Linked DNA regions of Homo sapiens: all the other regions are linked to region 1. The links are chromatin contacts, found by Hi-C or POLR2A ChIA-PET in ENCODE. All regions are on one chromosome and are shown on one strand. Each heading gives the region's core, a stretch centred on a gene start or an enhancer-like site at or near the end of the contact. The rest is flanking DNA. Distances are from core to core; before and after follow the strand shown. Region 1 holds the start of B3GNT5 (UDP-GlcNAc:betaGal beta-1,3-N-acetylglucosaminyltransferase 5). Region 2 holds the start of SNHG33 (small nucleolar RNA host gene 33). Region 3 holds the start of MCCC1 (methylcrotonyl-CoA carboxylase subunit 1).

Region 1 (3,815 bases), core at 407-2,906:
CGGTCCTCCTTCTTCATGCTGGCCAAGTCAGCATCATTATTATTACCTAAGTTTATTTCTAACACATCTCAATATCTTCATGCACTCCCTCTTGATAAAAGTAACTGAGCATAGCACCATCAATACCATCAAATCTGTCATTCTCTTCCCCTCTCTCTGGGTGGGACAGGAAGCCAGGCTGCTCTAGGAAATCTTCCCTAACAAGCAAAGGGGACTTGCCTGTCCTCTCGCATGTGTGATCTGAGCTTGTGTGGATCCCAGAGTGGGCATTCTGGACTACTTGACCTTGCCTATCTCTCCTTCACACCCTCTCATCTCTCCCTCCTACCACCAAAAAACTTGCATCGTATTTCCAATCTCCAGACATACTTTTGAAACCATTTATCTATCTGGTGTGTTTATCTGTATCTAGTATGATGTGAATATGTGATTTGTATGTGTGTCTACCACTGTTTTGGTCAGTTTGTATTTCTCGTGGGTACAGTTCTATGTGCTCATGTATGTGGAACATATGTATACTGACACATGGACCTAGCTCCAAATGATCTGAAAGGAATATAATTGTAATTGAATATTTGCACAGATATACAACATACACATGTGATGGCTGGGGGAAATGCATGTGGGATTTCAGTCAGCATTTTATTAGAGAAGGTATGTCATTAGTGCTGTATTAACAATGAATCAGCTTATTTGTGGGTCACTGTCAATGACTCCTTTGCAAATCACACATGTAAATATTTCTGTCTGTGGTCTGATGAACATGCAGTGCCACAGTCTGGGAGATGCTGAGCCATGCCCTGTGTAGGCAGCATATGAAAAGAACTGCATGATTTAAAAGATGCTGACCAGCTTAAGGAAAGCAATTTAAAAACTTCCTAAAAATCTAGTTTGAATGAACAACAGTTTTCATTTTGTGTGTGTGTTTTTTCTTTTAGAGATGGGGTCTTGCTATGTTGGCCACGCTGGTCTCTAACTCCTGGGATCAAGCAATCCTCCTGCGGCTCAGCCTCCCAAAGTGATGGGATTACAGGTGTGAGCCACCGTGTCTGCTGGCCCCACTGTTTTAAACCCTGATTCGACAATCATACATTTAACTCATTACCTGTCTTGTTCCTTTTACGACAAACTCAAAGCTTTTATTTTACTAAAGTATTTGGGTTAATCTTTTGCTTTTCTGTCATGTTCTGAAATATGTACAATAACAGAATCGCTCAAAATATTATCTCCGTTAAATGTTTTGTGGCTTTAGGGAGAGGTCTAACAACATGCGGGAAACAAGAAATCAAGCGCATCCAGGATTCATTTATAATCTCTCTCGTTGAGTAGAAGTCCGCATCTCTCGATATTGTCTGGTTACCTGCATGAAGTATTCTAAAGGAGGAAAATAGCTCAAAGAGGACATTCATGTGCACTCTGGCTTCCAGTTGGCCATTTGAGTAAGTGATCGCAATTAACTGACGAGCGGCAGGGAAACACTTCCTGGAATTCTCATCTACAGACAAGAACAAACTGGGGCGGGGCCCATCACCTTCACCTACGCGCCGGGAGGGTGGCGGCTGGCGGGCGGGGCCGGGCTCGGGCCGTGACGCCGAGAGTGCGGGGCGCGCGGCTGGGAGCCTCGCGCCCCCGCCCGGGCCCGCCCCCATCCCGCCCGCATACAGCCCGCATCCCGCCGGGGAAGCGAGCCCAGTCCAGCGCTGCCCGTCCAGTCCTCGCCCAAGATTTAAAGCCCGCAAGTTTTGTTCTTGAGACCAGCGACTTTAGCTCCGATGCGGGAAGGAAAGCCGACCTCCGATTTGGACATTTAAAGAGCTGGGCTTGAACTTCGTGAGTTTCGCTCTAAACTGCCCTTGAAATGAAGCTGGACTTGGAGGTAAAGTCACTGGGAAGCTGGCCTGGGGCGGGGTTTCCCCCTCTTCTCGTATTTTAGAAACGGACAGCGGCAGTGCAGCCCTAGTTTGCTGTAAGTTTCCTTACTTTGTTACTGAGGCCCCCAGAGCTCCACGCATAAGTGGTGTGACCAGAAACCTTTTAACAAGACCCGCCTGAGCCTGCGTTAGAGCTCCCGCTCGGAAAGTAAAAGACCATCCTAATCCGCGGCGCTGCGGAACCGGTGTCCCGTGTGGGAGGAACCGCGGCGTTCCCTGGGCGTAGGGCCCGCGAGGCCAGCACAGTCCGCCTCTTGGCGGAGCGCCCTGGGCCGGTGGTTCCGCGCGGAGTTAGTCTGTGGTCAGTTACGTGGTGAAAACACGGCTGTGCCGCGGCCGCATCTTTCCGCGGCCGAGGCCTCTCTGGGTGGGAGTGTTGGCTTCCTTTCCGGATCGCTAAATGGGGAAAGTTCTGGCCGCTCGGCGGGATACGTCTCCAGGCCACGGATGGTTCGTTCTCCGTGCCGCGGCCCCGAGCTGGGCTCCCTGGGTCTCCAGCGCGGGCTCCCGGCATTGGGGGCTGCGGGCCGGCCCCTCCGCCCCGCCCCCGCCCCGCCGCGCCTCCTCGGCCGAGCGGCTCGCGGTCTCCGGCGCGGGAGGCTCCGAGTCTGCCCACTCCGGGCCGAGCGAGGTCTCTGGAGGAGAAGAGTGGCGAGGAGGTGAGGGCACGCCGGCCCTCGCCCGGCGGGTGGCGCCAGGACTTCAGGTGGGAACGCGCGCTTGGGCCGGGGGCGCGTGGCTGGCGTGGACACCGGATCGGGGCCCGCCGCCCTGGCCCGGACCGCGCACGGCCCAGCGCCGGGAAGTCGGGAAGCCGGGGAGGCCTCTCCCACCGCGGGCCCCGGCAGCCCGCCCTCTGAAAGCGCGGCGGAGAAGGAGGCTCGTCCCCTCCCCGGAACGCCTTTGTTCCCTCCGGCCTGCCCGCGCGGGTGGCCAGCGGCTGGGACCCAGGCCGGGCCGCCGCCCAGGTGCGGCAGGTAGGCTCGGGGGCCGGGCAGCTCCGGTTGGGGCGGCTTCCCGGGGCCTGCGGGTCCCCGTCCCTGAGGAGCTCCGGCTCCTCGGTGGCGGGACAGGCCCGTGCGCGGGAGCCGCGAGGCGAACGCCGCGCCCACCAATTCGGTTGCCGGCCGGGGGCCCCAGGCTTGCGGCCACCCGCCTCCGGCTGGAGGGCTGAATTCGAGTCGAAAGCCCGTGTCGGGCTGGAAAGAAGAAACCGCCAACCTGAGAACGCTTTCGGCGAGTTACTGGCGGGGGAAATGGGGACAGGGAAGTGGGCAGGCGGGGAGACTGCAGCCGCAGATCTCCCTGGCGGGGAGGTCGTGGCCACTCTTTCCTTTGACTCTGCCTCATTTCATTTTGAATCCTGATGTGACAGAGGCAATTGCTTGCTTGGATACCATATAGGTAAAAGTAACAGTTTTCAACTCGACTCTTGACTACACCCTGTACATTCTTGGCCGGTGTTGGTTTTCTTAGGTTATGGATCATGTTAAAGGTACACCGATGTGGTAACCGCACAGTGGCCGATGGTGGCCTGAGGCTCATATTTATGGTAATTATCTGATGAAAGTACATCCATCAGAATTGGATTTGTGCGTCTGTGCCTTTATTTTGGGAAACCTTGCCTGTTCCCTGTGGGGGATGGGAGAGGAATGTGAAAAGCCGAAGTTGACCCAGAAAAGGATGATTGAAGGTAGTTGTATTAAGTGGTGGCACCGAAATGATTCCACCCTGAACTTTCTGAAAGGGTGATTAGTGATCAGCAGCAGACGTTATAACTTTCTCAAAATAAATTTATGGTAGATTTTCTATCTGGTCACAAGTGAGGAGGTGAAAGCTGCTTTTTGGGGCCAACTCTTTGCTTTTAAAGCAAGCTAAACGCAA
Region 2 (3,815 bases), core at 935-3,434, 190 kb after region 1:
GGTATGAGTTTGAGTTGGGATCCAACTTTACTTTTTCTAGATGGCTACCCAGTTGTGTCAATATCATTTGCTGAATTTTACAAGTTTTTTTAAAAATCAAGAATGTATGTTGAATTTTAACAAATACCTTTTTTGCATTTTGGAGATGACAAATTTTTCTTTTTCTTTATAACGATGTTTAGAGATGGGAGGTCTCACTACATTGCCCAGGCTGGCCTAGAGCTCCTGGGCTCAAGGGATCCTCCCACTTCAGCCTCACAAGTAGCTGGGACTACAGGCACAAGCCACTGTACCCAGCTATTTCTAGTAAAATAGAAATACTTTATTATAATTTTTATTTGATTTAGGATTTTTCCAGTAATATTCATGAGTATGAATTTTTTTTTTTTTAATTTTTTAGAGATGGAGTCTTGCTCTGTCTCCCAGGCTGGAGTGCAGTGGTGTGATCTTGGCTCACTGCAGCCTCCACCTCCCGAGTTCCAGCGATTCTCCTGCTTCAGCCTCCTGGGTAGCTGAGATTACAGGCACACACCACCAAGCCTGGCTAATTTTTGTATTTTTAGTAGAGACAGGGTTTCACCATGTTGGCCAAGCTAGTCTTGAACTCCTGACCTCAGGTGATCTGTCTGCCTTGGCCTCCCAAAGTGCTAGGATACAGGCGTGAGCCACCGCGCCCGGCCATGAGTAAGAATTTCTATGGTCAATGTATACGTATATGCTGTATGGGTGTTTTATGAGACTTTGGTATAAATGTTATGCTCACTTCATGAATAGAATTTGAAATGCTTCCTCTTTTTTCTGTGCTTAAGGCAGAATCAACAGCAACCAACTCTCTGTTCCTTAAGTTTTCACAGAATTATCCTATGAAATAATTTGGGCCTGGTGCTTCTGTGGATTCAGCTATGGAGAAATGCAGTTCTCTAATAACATCTATTTCTTTTTTTCCTTTATTTTGAGACCGAGTTTCGCTCTTGTTGCCCAGGCTGGAGTGCAATGGCACAATCTCGGCTCACCGCAACCTCCGCCTCCCGGGTTCAAGCAATTCTGCCTCAGCCTCCCGAGTAGCTGGGATTACAGGCATGTGCCACCACGCCCGGCTAATTTTGTATTTTTAGTAGAGACAGGGTTTCTCCATGTTGGTCAGGCTGGTTTCAAACTCCTGACCTCGGGTGATCTGCCCGCCTCGGCCTCTCAAAGTGCTGGGATTACAGGCGTGAGCCACCGCGCCCGGCCAACATCTATTTCTTCTATGGTAATTGGTCTACTTAGAATTTCTATCTCTGGAATGTTTTGGTAAATTATATTTTCTTGGAATCTTGTCCATTTCATTCAAGTTTTCAAATTTATTATGTAGAACTGACTGATCATGCAATGCTTTTAAGTTTTCCTGTATCTATGGTTATTTCCCCTTTATCATTTTGTATTTTGATGTGCTCCTCTTTCTTTCTTGAGCCAACCACCCTATTGTTGCCTTTTTCAAATCTCTTATTAGTATTCCCATTTCCATTTCTATTTTTTATTTTCTTCTTTTATTCTTACGAATTCCTTCTTTCGGCTTTTCTTAGGTTTACCTTGCTATTTTTTCTGAATTATTTAATTTACTTTTATTTTGAATTTTTAAAAGCACTGTATTGGTATATCCCACAGGTACTAATATGCAGAGCTTGCTCTTTTTTTTTTCATTTTTAAGATATTCAGTAATCTCAGTTTTGAGATGGTTAAGAGGATTTCTTAATCAGTTTTTTTTTTTTTTTACATTTTGAAAATGTTATACAATTTTGCATTGTTTTATTCTCCACTCCTTTGTATCCTACGACAGTCTCCCGCCCCGTTTCTTCACCTCAGTTCTCTAAAGATTGAAGGTCAAGAGGAGGGTTTCTTGCCCTGGAGCCTGCGATAGGGTGGGCCCTTGCGGTTCTTGGGCGGAAACGGCGATAGGGACACCCAGGGCCTAAGGAGGCTGGGGACAGAGCAGATCCTCCCAGCCCCCAACATCACCCCGGAGTAGATGCAGACCCCCAGGGTCCCGGAGGCCGAGACCACACCCCGCGGGCACGAGCCCGATTGGCAGATTGTAGCCGAGTGGTTTCAACGGTGACGCCCCCCACCCGAATGCCTCGCTGGGATTGGCTCATTTCTTGGTTCAGACCTGGACGGTGGCCAGAGGAGGACAAGAGGCTTTTACACCGAACGGAGGTGATGTGGACGACAACGGAGACGCAGCCGCACTTCACCAAGCGGCCGGTCCGAGGGGACATGGCGGCAACCTCTGCAGCGTCAGTGCTGCTGGCGGGTGCAAGAAACTGGTGGCGACACTGCCTGAGCCCGCTGCTGTTGCCAAGGTGACGAGGCATAAAGCCGCGGTGGATCGGTGCGTGGGGGCGCGGGGTGGGTGGTGAAGGGAGAACGAAGCTCGAGCGGAAAGACAGGACCGCGACCGCTTGTCAGGGGATTCGGCTTCCAGTCCCCCTTCCAGAGGGCGTCCTTCTGCAGCCAGGCCTCTGTCTTCCCCCGCCCCCACACGGTACGAGCTACAGAATGCTTTTCTGTTTTCTCTTTTTCTATAGTAAGGAAGCGCTTTCCTTTCTCCCCCGTTTATTCATTTGCTTACTTCTGGTTCCCGTGTCCTTTTAACATGTCCCCCCGTCATTCTCTGTTTAAGGACACAAGATGTTCCAGGCTCATCTTGTACTTAGCTCCTGCCTTGGAATCAGACATTTCTCCAAAGAATCCTGGTTCCTTTTTTTGGAGAATGCTATTTTACAGCCGTATCTGGGCTGTAGGTTGTGTTCGTTGCTACTAGGATGCCATCGCTTCTAGACTGTCTCAGCAGACAACGCTAGGAAATTTTATGTATATATATATGTAGAGAGAGAGAGATGCAAACACACATATTTATGTACATATGTGTGTGTATGTACGTATATATACATGTATATTTATATGTATACACACACCCTCCCCACACACATCCATACATGCATCAATCCAGGCACATCTATATCTGTTTTATATCTATCTATCTACATGTATGTTTAAAAAACAGCTGACTTCATACTGTTAACTCAGTTCCAGTGCAGCATCTCACGGTTCAATCAGATTTGCCCTTTCTGTAATTGTAACTGTTTTCTGAGAGTGAGAAAGCTGGCTCTCCTTATCCACAAGATATTCACTTTTTTGCTCAATCGTGTGCAAAAAGTAGATTCAAAATTGCTAACCCATACCACTGTGTAAAAACAGACCAACTAGCCAGAGTTCAATATTGGTTTACAGTTATGTTTGTCTTTAGTTTCTGTAATTAAAACTGTATTATACAGGTTATGAAGGCAGTCATAGAGGTTTTATGACTATAGAGGTTACAAAGTCTCTATAATTAAGATGTGGAACTAGTGTGTGAATAATATAAAAAGACAAGTAGAATAGAATAGAAAATCCAGAAATAACCCCAAGTGCAGGTAGAAAGTTAAAGATAAAGGTGCTATCACATATCATTGGAGCAGAGTTGGGCTTTGTAATACACAGAGCTGGGCCAACTGGTTGGCCATTTGGAAAAAGATAAAATTAGATCTACACCTTATAGCGTAACAAAAATGAAGTCTAAATGGATCAGGGATCTAAATGTGAAAAATGAAACAATACAAGTACTAAAAAGAAAAAGGCTTTCTAACTATGACTCAAAAAACCATAAGCAATAAAATAAAAAGTTGATAAATTTGACCACATAAAACAAATAGCATGGCAAATACATCATAAAGTCAAAAGACAACTGAAAAAAAAAACTGGATTGGGAGAAAATATCTGTAGCACGTATCACG
Region 3 (3,815 bases), core at 834-3,333, 150 kb before region 1:
TTATTTGAGATGGGATGTCACCCAGGATGGAGTACAGTGGTGTGATCATGGCTCACTACGGCCTGGAACCCCTGGACTCAGGCCGTCCTCGCCCTCCTCATCCTCCCAAGTAGCTGTGACTACAAGTGTGTGCCACTACGCCTGGCTAATTTTTTAATGTTTTGTAGAGATGAAGCCTCACTGTGTTGCCCAGGCTGGTCTTGAACTCTTGAACTCAAGCAATCCTCCCACCTTGGATCCCACAGTGCTGAGAAACTGCTGAAAATACAGGCATGAACCAAGTCTCCTGGCAAAGAGTTTTACTTCTATAAGCCATTAACAACTCTAACACTCTCCAGAGTGACATACTTGAGGATAGTTCTTTAGACAATAGCTAAGCTTTGAAAGGGAAGACAGGAAATGGGTCTATGGTACTATCCTGAAGAGCCCTGGAGGCCTAAGAAAAGAAAAACCAGAAGAACAAGAAGAACATTAACATTACTTACACCAACTTTTTTTTTTATTTTTTTATTTTTTATTTGAGACGGAGTCTTACTCTGTCGCCCAGGCTGGAGTGCAGTGGCGTGATCTTAGCTCACTGCAAGCTCCGCCTCCTGGGTTCACACCATTCTCCTGCCTCAGCCTCCCGAGTAGCTGGGACTAACAGGCGGGACTATAGGCGCGTGTCACCACGCCCGGCTAAATTTTTTGTATTTTTTAGTACAGACGGGGTTTCACCGTGTTATCCAGGTTGGTCTCGATCTCCTGACCTCGTGATCTGCCCGCCTCGGCGTCCCAAAGTGCTGCGATTACAGGCGTGAGCTACCGCGCCCCGCCAACTTCCAACAACTTTCTTATGTTTCTCTGGGGCACTCCTACAATTAAGTAACTAAAAAGGGCATCTACAATATTTCTGGAAAATAAAAGCAAGCAAACGTTCATATAAATGGTTGAGTTTGCATTTATAGACTGATCTTATGTACCAGATTGTGCTTAAACCTCATTCCATGAATTAATTCATTTAGTTTTCACAACCCAAGGTACTCGTATCATCTCCAAGGTGAGGAAATTAAAGAAGAAATATTAAGTAACTTACCCAAAGTCACACACCTAGTGAGTAGCTAACTAAGACCTCAGCCTTGACTGCAGAGTCTGTGCCCTTGAACACTAAACTGTCAATCTTTCCAGAATGATGAAGGATGATAACGATGAAGCAAAAGAAGACAAAGAAGCAAAGCTATCTACAAGCCTGAGGGTTTTTTCACTGCCAGAGTTATTGCCACCAAAGCTTAGAGCTCAAAATTTGAAACAGAGCTGGAGTCAGGTGAGCTAGACTGAGTCATCTGATAGCGTTGTTCAAACTTGGGTACAAGAGTTTTTGACAAAATAATTTCCCAGCTCTGTGGAAGGTACATTTGCTCTTCTTGACAACTTCACTCTTCTAACAATGAGAAGGAACTCCAGGAGTCTTTCTCTGAACTGGACACCTGATGGGGCACAGCTGAACTGAAAAATGGCTTTGAGGGCATCCCGGCCCCATTTCTTACTAGCTGTGTTTCGTTGAGGAAGTCGTTGATCCCTTTGGGCTTCCCCGGAACCGGATTATAACAACGCTCCCACCTAAGGGGTGCTGCGAAAGCCCGATGTAAACGGCTACGAGCTGCAGCGACGGCGAGGGGAGCCTGGAGGATGGCGGGCCCAGTCCTCAGAAATGGAAAAACAGAAGCCAAAGGCGCGCTGAAGCGTGGATGTGCGGAAGCGGGGAGAAAGGGAAGGGCTGGTGGGGATGTCTTCCTCCCGACGCCGTGACTGCCGGCAGAACCCCTCCGAAAGTGCCTGGGGTTTTCCTACCGTCCTCCCCACACCGACCCTGGGTTCCGCCGCACCTCCCACCGCTCACGCGGGTCCGTGCACCCCTCGCTCCCGCCTCTGCCCACTGAGCCATGGCCCCTCCACCCACCTCGGCGGCAGGAGCAGGCTCGGGAGACGATGCCACCGGTTCCTCTCCGCCGCCACCAGCAGCACCGACACCGCAGAGGCCGCCGCCATGTCCCTGGAGCCCGGCCACTCCGTGACTCCCCAGTACAGAGGCAGCTGCGTCCCACACGCCAAACCCGTTCCTCCACTACGAAGCCTCGTGACCCCCGCCGGCCACCGTCGGAGCCTGAGCCTACCTTTGGGCTGATCCAAGAATGTGAGGGCGTCTCCACGAACACCAATCAAAGACCAGAGCCCGGCTTCAGTAGCGACGATTGGGCAGTCTGGCCACGTGCTCGTGGGGGTGTGGCCTTTGTTTCTGCGTCCCCTGGGGCCTGCTCTGACTAAGGCAAGGGTTTTCTCCATCCTCCCCCTCTTGGTTGCCTGTCACTGTTTCTTCCTGCATCCCGTGGGGTTTCTTCGCTCTCGTCACCTTCTGGGAGAAGAACCCTGGGGAAGAAGCCAAATGCGGATGGACAGCAGGATACACAATTCTCTAGTGCTCTCAGGGATGAAAAAATAAATAAGCTAAAGTGAAAATCTTTAAACCACCTGAGCTTAAAACAGGTATTCTAACTGACTATTGGGAAAAAGAGGAAGTCAAAGAGCAAACTGAGGAACATCTAGAGAATAAAGAAACTGTAAACACTACATGTAGATGCTTCATGAGGAAAGCAGGAGGGAGAAATTAGGGAAGATAAAGGAATAAATAAATGAATTCAGGAAACCAGTGTCAAAGGACTAATAAACCCACAGGTTCACAAAAAATAAAATAGTTATCTAATCAGAAATAGAGAAAAATGCACATTTGACATGATTTAAAAAACAAGCAGGGGAAAATCACAGACACAGGAAACAAATTATAGATTTGTAAGATGCTAATTTTGCTTAACTTCAAGTGAACTTAAAACTCTGGATGAAATGGATGATGTTACAAGAAAATACAATTTATCAAAATAGATCCTGGAAGAGACAAAATTTAAGCAAACCGTTACCACAGAAAAAATAGAGAAGTTTATCAAAGAACTATCCTTGCTACCACCATGGCCCACTTTCACCTTCACCTTCACCCCTAAAAGTTACAAAAGCCCTCCATGTCTTGCAAGAAAATTCCACACAAATGAGTAATTGACTCAAATGCTATTAATTCTGTCCCAGAGCACAAAAAAGATGGAAGTCTTCCAAACTCTTTTTAAAAAGTAAACATAACTTTGATACCAAAATCAACAAAGATATCACGCACACACACACGACAGACCAATTTCACATGTAAGTATCAGTGGAAAAATTCTAAATAAAATATTAACTACGCTGGGTGCTGTGGCTCATGTCTTGTAACCCCCCATTGAGATGTGACAGCGTGCTGGCAGTCCTCAGAACCCTCGCTTGCTCTCGGCACCTCCCCTGCCTGGGCTCCCACTTTGGTGGCATTTGAGGAGCCCTTCAGTCCCCCACTGCACTGTGGGAGCCCCTTTCTGGGCTGGCCAAGGCCGGAGCCCACTCCCTCAGCTTGCAGGGAGGTGTGGAGGGAGAGACACGAGCGGGAACTGGGGCTGTGTGCGGCACTTGCGGGCCAGCTGGAGTTCCGGGTGGGCGTGGGCTTGGTGGGCCCCGCACTCGGAACAGCCAGCCAGCCCTGCTGACCCCGGGCAATGGGGGACTTAGCACCCGGGCCAGTGGCTGCGGAGGGTGTACTGAGTCCCCCAGCAGTGCTGGCCCACCGGCGCTGCGCTCGATTTCTCGCCGGGCCTTGGCTGCCTTCCCACGGGGCAGGGCTCGGGACCTGCAGCCCGCCATGCCTGAACCTCCCACCCACTCCATGGGCTCCTGTGCGGCCCAAGCCTCCCCGATGAGCGCCA

What was found. A loop is a pair of places that touch in the nucleus more often than their neighbours do. ChIA-PET counts read pairs that join two places held with the same protein, here RNA polymerase II (POLR2A). Pooled maps may share reads with other maps.
Region 2: a pooled map shows a loop between it and region 1 (4-fold over the local background). The contact joins the promoter of SNHG33 here to the promoter of B3GNT5 in region 1. A Hi-C loop is called at or near these places in 7 of 50 pooled maps. POLR2A ChIA-PET finds 5 or more read pairs at or near these places in 2 of 52 experiments (WTC11 and activated T-cell).
Region 3: a loop to region 1 is called in a map of gastrocnemius medialis, with 5 times the contacts of the local background. The contact joins the promoter of MCCC1 here to the promoter of B3GNT5 in region 1. A Hi-C loop is called at or near these places in 1 of 168 maps with a recorded cell type or tissue (gastrocnemius medialis) and 8 of 50 pooled maps. POLR2A ChIA-PET finds 5 or more read pairs at or near these places in 4 of 52 experiments (H1, HCT116, MCF 10A and 1 more).

Annotation. Positions count from the first base shown.
Region 1 is chr3:183,251,597-183,255,411 of GRCh38, forward strand. B3GNT5 (UDP-GlcNAc:betaGal beta-1,3-N-acetylglucosaminyltransferase 5) reads left to right here and starts at 1,657. Exons shown (of 2, transcript NM_032047.5): 1 at 1,657-1,876. The region is part of intron 15 of MCF2L2 (MCF.2 cell line derived transforming sequence-like 2); the gene reads right to left. It overlaps LOC124906310 (a long non-coding RNA gene), which reads left to right. Exons shown (of 3, transcript XR_007096189.1): 3 at 939-959.
Region 2 is chr3:183,445,424-183,449,238 of GRCh38, forward strand. SNHG33 (small nucleolar RNA host gene 33) reads left to right here and starts at 2,185. Exons shown (of 4, transcript NR_038302.1): 1 at 2,185-2,342. RefSeq lists an enhancer at 1,852-2,387.
Region 3 is chr3:183,097,413-183,101,227 of GRCh38, forward strand. MCCC1 (methylcrotonyl-CoA carboxylase subunit 1) reads right to left here and starts at 2,084. Exons shown (of 19, transcript NM_020166.5): 1 at 1,940-2,084. The coding sequence starts at 2,028. RefSeq lists an enhancer at 2,010-2,149.